2 separate regions of the Homo sapiens genome follow, and region 1 is linked to region 2. Evidence: chromatin contacts called from ENCODE Hi-C or POLR2A ChIA-PET data. All regions are on one chromosome and are shown on one strand. The core of a region is the stretch at or near the end of the contact, and the rest is flanking DNA. Distances in the headings are between cores, read along the strand shown.

Region 1 (2,700 bases), core at 118-2,617, 79 kb after region 2:
TAACGAGCACCTGCAAGCCCCCCTCCAACAGCAAAACCAGGTATTTCCAGTGACTTAGATCTACTCGTGTGCTTATCCTGTCCCAGTCCCCAGAATGTGCAGCACGTTCTTGCCTTACGAGGATTCCCCCCATGCGTATATACCTAAGTCATATGTTTTATTTATTTATTTTGAGACGGAGTCTCGCTCTGTCTCCCAGGCTGGAGTGTAGTGGTGCAACCGCGGTTCACTGCAACCTCCGCCTCCCAGGTTCAAGCGGTTTTCCTGCCTCAGCCTCCCGAGTAGCTGGGATTACAGGCGCCCATCACGACGCCCGGCCTAAGTCATCCGTTTTACAGCTTCATGTTGATCTGCCTGACGAGATGGGCTGATGCAGGGACAGGCGAGGCCGTGAGCGCGCACACAGTCGCTTTCACCGCAGAATCCAGGCGGTGCTCATCGCAAAATCATTCCGACCTTGCCAGATGTTTGACGTTCTTCATTAAACAAAAACCCCTGAGCAGAACGCCAGGGGCCTGCGCGAAGGCGGGGTCGGGGGAGCTGTTTGGGTCTTTTTTATTTTTCATCCTGGTGACCAGCAATCTGGTCCGCGGTGCCCAAGTTCTCTGCAGCCGGCCTCAGGCCTGATCCAGGCGGTGCCCCGGGCGGGGCCCACAGCCCTGAACCCGCCCCTCCCTCCCCGCAGCCCCGCAGCCCGCGCCCTCCCCTCCCCTCCCCGCCCTCTCCTCCCCTCCCCTCCCCTTCCCTCCTTCCCCCACCCTCCCCTCCCCTCCTTCCCCCACCCTCCCCTCCCTCCCCCCGTCCCCTCCCTCCCCCCGTCCCCTCTCCTTCCCGCCCTCCTCTCCGCACCCTCTCTCCTCCCCGCCCTCCCCTCCCCGCGCCCTCCCCTCCCCGCGCCCTCCACTCCCCTGCCCGCGCCCTCTCTCCTCCCCGCCCTCCCCTCCCCTTGCCCTCCTCTTCCCTCCTCTTCCCTCCTTCCCTCCTCGCAGCCCCAAAACCCGCGACCCCTCTCCGACCCCTCCCGGCGCCCTCCCCTCCCCGCACCACCGCACCTTCCCATCTCCCACCCTTCCCAACGCCCGCCTCGGCAGGGATGCGGCCCTAAGACTTGCAGGAAGCGCGGGTTCGACCCCGGCGCCCTAGCAACCCCTGCCCTCGCCGCTCTAGAGAGCGGGTCTCCTGGCCGGGCCCTCCTGGGTCTCCGTAGCCGCGATCGCCAGACGCGGCGAGCGGAAGGGCCCAGCCCCGCCCTCTCCGGGCACATGACTCGGGCCTGGCCATTCACAGTGCAGCATCGTCCAGCCTTAGTGATTGGGCCATCGGAGAGCACGTGACAACAGCTAGGCCAATTAGAGCTAGGCCAATTAGAGACCACCCGTTTCTATTTATGGTGGAGCCGGCGATCGGCGTGCGGTTGGAAGTGGTGTCCCTGAGGCACCTGCTCGCCCTTTTCCTGCGCCTCCGCAACGTCGGCTGCGAATGAGTCTCCTAAAGGACGCCCGGGAGGATCGGAAACAGCCGAGTCCCGGCGCGGGCAGTGTCCTGCGCTCCTCCCCGGGGTCTGGCCGGGGTGGGCCCGAGGCCCCCGGGCCCCCGGTTACCGCCGCGGGCGCGTCTGCGTCCTGACCCGGAGGGACCCGCGGGCCGGGCCGTACCAGGTGGCGCTGGGGTTAGGGTTGCCGCCACGGAAGCCCAGCTCTGTGGACGCCTGCAGGGCGCCCTCACCGCCCGGGACGGGGGACCCAGCCCAGCCGCAGGGGAAGGACTGGGGCTCGCGGGGACGGAGGGCGGTTAGGATTGCTGGATACAACACGGAACGCCCAATTAACGTTTTTGTTTAACGTGTTTTTTGTAGAGATGGGGTCTCGCTATGTTGCCCAGGCTGGTCTTGAACTCCTGGCCTCAAGCGATCCTCCCGCCTCGGCCTCCAGAGTAGCTGGGACTAGAGGCCTGAGACAGCACGCCCGGCTCAGTTAAGATTTTAAAACAGATTTGTTGAAATATAATGCACTTACTGTGAAATTCACTTATTGAAAGCTTATGGCTTTGCCGTATATTCGGAGATGGGCGGCCATGCTCACTATCTCATGTGACACCGTTTCTGTTGCCCCAGAAAGAAACCCCGTGCCCATGAGCGTTCACTCCCCACCCTGCCCACGGCCCAGCAAATCTGCTTCAGCCCCTATAGATTTACCTCTACCGCGTTGGGCATGTACTAAAAATTGTTTATCTGAAGTACAGATTTATCGGCATCCCATATTTTTATTTGCTAATTCTGGCCATCCTAAAGGTGGCATCGCTCGCTCTGACCAAGGAAGCCTCAAGCAGGCAGGCACGAGAGTCCATCCCTAGCCCTGCCTGGCCCCTCAGAGCCCATCCCTGGCCCTGCCTGGCTCCTCAGAGCTGTCCCTGGCAGGCTCCGGGCTCAGGTGCGCTGCCAGGAGGGGGGCAGTGAGGGCTGTTTTAGGTATAACAATCCTGGATATTTCCTGAGTATCTTGTCCGAATGGTTCCTCTTTCTGTATTTTCTAGCTTCCTCTGTATATTTAAAAATGGTCTTATTGGTGTGTTTCTTCACGACATTTCAATTTTTTGTTATCATTTCCCACAATTTCAGTGATGCAAGATGGTCCTTTCTGAGCAGAGCTCCCCTCGCTCAGTGCTCCTTTGTTTCACGTAGAAGATCTTCTTGAGGGGACT
Region 2 (2,700 bases), core at 74-2,573:
CAACCCATTTGAAAAAAAGAGACCAAAACCGTGACCGGGGACTTCCTGAAAAGGACACCCACGCAGCCAACAAGCAGGGAAATGCCAGTCAGGGCCACAGGAGCCCCTGCGTGCTGACAAGGATGAACGCGTGAAAAGGCAGATATCCTTGTCAACAGGCGTGGGGGCTGTGGAGGAGCTGGCCCTGCCGTTTCCTGTTGCTGGGAACCTGGACTGTGCCGCCGCTTTGGAAAGCCATTGGCACGATTTGCAGAGTTGACCGCCTATACCTTCTCACCCGGCAATTCTACTCTCAGGTTAGTACCTTAGATAAAGGGCTGCCAACGTTCAGAAAATGACAAGCGTGCGAAAGTTCACGGCAGCTTGACTCCTAAGAAGCTGGAAACAGCTCAAATGTCCCCAGTGGACGGGGCAGGCAAACTGTGACATGAAGCCAGTGAAGGAGTCGCCGCTGGGGTCAGCAGCCTGGATGAAACAGCGCGGTGGTGGGCTGAAGAAACAAGACACAGGAGGCTGCCTGATTCCACGAGCCACGCTGAATTTAGGCCGAACACTCATGGCTGCGCAGGGAGCAGTCTTGGCTGGGGTGGGGAGTTGTCAACAGGTGGGGGCGCTGGGGGCCTTCCAGGGCCTGGAAATGTGCCCTGTCCGCCCTTTCCCACCAGGCCGAGCAGCTCCCAGCTCCATCTGTCCAGGGGACCCTCACCCCCTTGCTGCCCCCACCCAGGGCATTTCCAGAGCCCTCACCCAGGGGACGGCGCAGAAGCCGAGGGTGCACCGGGCTCCCCAGTTGTGCGCGAGCCCGAGTCACGGGCAGGGGGACAGCGGCCGCCGGGCCGCTAGGATTGCTCCAGGGTCGCTAGGGGGGAAGGGGAGGGGCCGAAAGTTCCACGGCACGGGAGAAGCCGCCTCGCTGGACCCCGCTCCCCTCGCCCAGGGTGGGTTCCCACCGCGAAACCCCGGCCCAGCCCTGCGGAGGGCCCCGAAGGGCACAGACCCGGCAGTCCCCGCGCGCTCCCGGTCACCCACCGAGGACCCACCTGCCTCCGGTCACTGAGCGGCCAGACCTGCCCGCCGAGCCTGGGGTCGCGCGTGGGGGCAGCCGCTCGCGGCTCCAAACTCCTCGCGCAGCGGGGCCGCGGGGAACTTTCCGAGGCGCGCTCCCCTGTCCCAGCGCAGAGGGGGCGCGAGGGGCTCCGCGGTGGCCTCGGCTTCCAGAGCACACGGCAGGGGCGCCCGCCAGTCCCGCCACCAAAGCCGCGCCCCCCGCCCCGCGCCGGGTCTCTGCGCCGCCGCCACCTGCCCGCCGCCAGCTGGGAATGCGCCGCGCCCCGCGCCAGGGCCCGGTATTAAAATAACCCCAGCGGGCAGCAGGCGCGCGGAGGGGACGGCGCCGGGTGTCTAGGGGGCGGCGCTGACCGCGCGGCGCCGGGAAGACGCGGGGGTCGCGGGGCCGCAGCGGGGTCGGCGGAGGGTCCCAGGCGGGTCTCGCGTCTGCGTCTGCGGAGCGAAGCTGCCTCCAGCCCGGCTGCCCCAAGGCTGACCCCGCAGCCCCTCTTGGGTTCTCCGCCTCCAGCGTTCACCCCTGCGCCCCTCACGCCCGTGTTTGCAGGGCACGGAGCCTGGGATTCTCCGTGTCCACCAAGCCCTGGACCCGCCCGCGCGCAGGTGGGGGGCAGGAACACCCCTAAACCCCGAGAGGGTCATAGAAAGGAGGTAAGGGAGGGAGGGAGTCACCCGCCCAGGCGGGGACGGGCTCTTTGGGGGCCTTGACCCCGCCCCTGTTGCGGGTCTCCCACAGATGCTCTTAGAAGCCCACGCAGCCTCTCCAGGCCTCGGCAGGGACTCGTGGTGGCCACATCCACGGAAGTGACGCTGGGAGCTGCAGGGCCCCGCGGGGTAGGAGGAAGGACCCCACAGCCTCACCCTCGAGCCCCTGAGCTGGGTGCTGGCCCCCACTCGGTTTCACTTGCTGCTCGGAGGTAGGATGTGGGCCTTCACTCATGCTGAACCCCTGAAAGAAAAAGACACAGAACATTAATAAATTAGACTAGAGGAGAGCTGGAGAGCTGTGAACACGGGGTCTAAAGGGCCCCCAGCGAGGAGCTGGCCTCGCCCACTCCACTCCGCCCGGGGCTCATCTGCTGCCTGAGGCCGCGGACCGGCCCCTAAAGCTGAAGGGGTTCTGCTGGGGGAGAGGAGGTGGCCAAGTGTGAATGGCCGAGAGGCTCCTGCAATCAGCTGGATCCGGGGGAGCCCCAGATGCCCACCAGTCCCCTCCGTGGGACGTTTGCCACGTGCTGGGGAGGCGAGGCTGGGCTGGAGAGGGCGGGAAAAGTCCCTCTGGTCTCCGAGCGTCCGCTGGACGGAGCAAGGGTCACACAATAAGACAGTTCATTCTCTGTGAGCTGAAAACAGCCGAACTGAAACCAAATACAGCTGCAGCTTCCGACCCGAAAGGGGAGCAGCTCATCCTGCCTGTGCGCGGGAGGAAAGGGGGTGGAAGGCTGCCTCCGACGTGATGGTTCTGTGAGAGCTGATTACTAAGCTGGAGTCTAGGGGCTAGGGCTGGGGAAAAGCACTCAGGACCCAGAATGCCTGCTCCAAGAATTAAATTTCCCGCAAGCCAGCTGCCGAAACGATCTGCTGTCACCTCAGCCAGTTCACCGAGTAGCTGCTGAAACGACCTGCCCTGACACG

The links. Hi-C counts contacts between places; a loop is a spot of excess contacts on that map. ChIA-PET counts read pairs that join two places held with the same protein, here RNA polymerase II (POLR2A). Pooled maps may share reads with other maps.
Region 1: a loop to region 2 is called in a pooled map, with 2.4 times the contacts of the local background. The contact joins the promoter of LINC01970 here to the promoter of UTS2R in region 2. A Hi-C loop is called at or near these places in 2 of 50 pooled maps. POLR2A ChIA-PET finds 5 or more read pairs at or near these places in 5 of 52 experiments (A673, BJ, HEK293T and 2 more).

Annotation. Positions count from the first base shown.
Region 1 is chr17:82,291,481-82,294,180 of GRCh38, reverse strand. It overlaps LINC01970 (long intergenic non-protein coding RNA 1970), which reads left to right and starts at 1,367. Exons shown (of 2, transcript NR_135639.1): 1 at 1,367-1,658; 2 at 2,618-2,700. RefSeq lists an enhancer at 566-675 and silencers at 1,432-1,681, 1,722-1,771.
Region 2 is chr17:82,370,388-82,373,087 of GRCh38, reverse strand. It overlaps UTS2R (urotensin 2 receptor), which reads right to left and starts at 1,323. Exons shown (of 3, transcript NM_018949.3): 1 at 1,041-1,323; 2 at 305-490.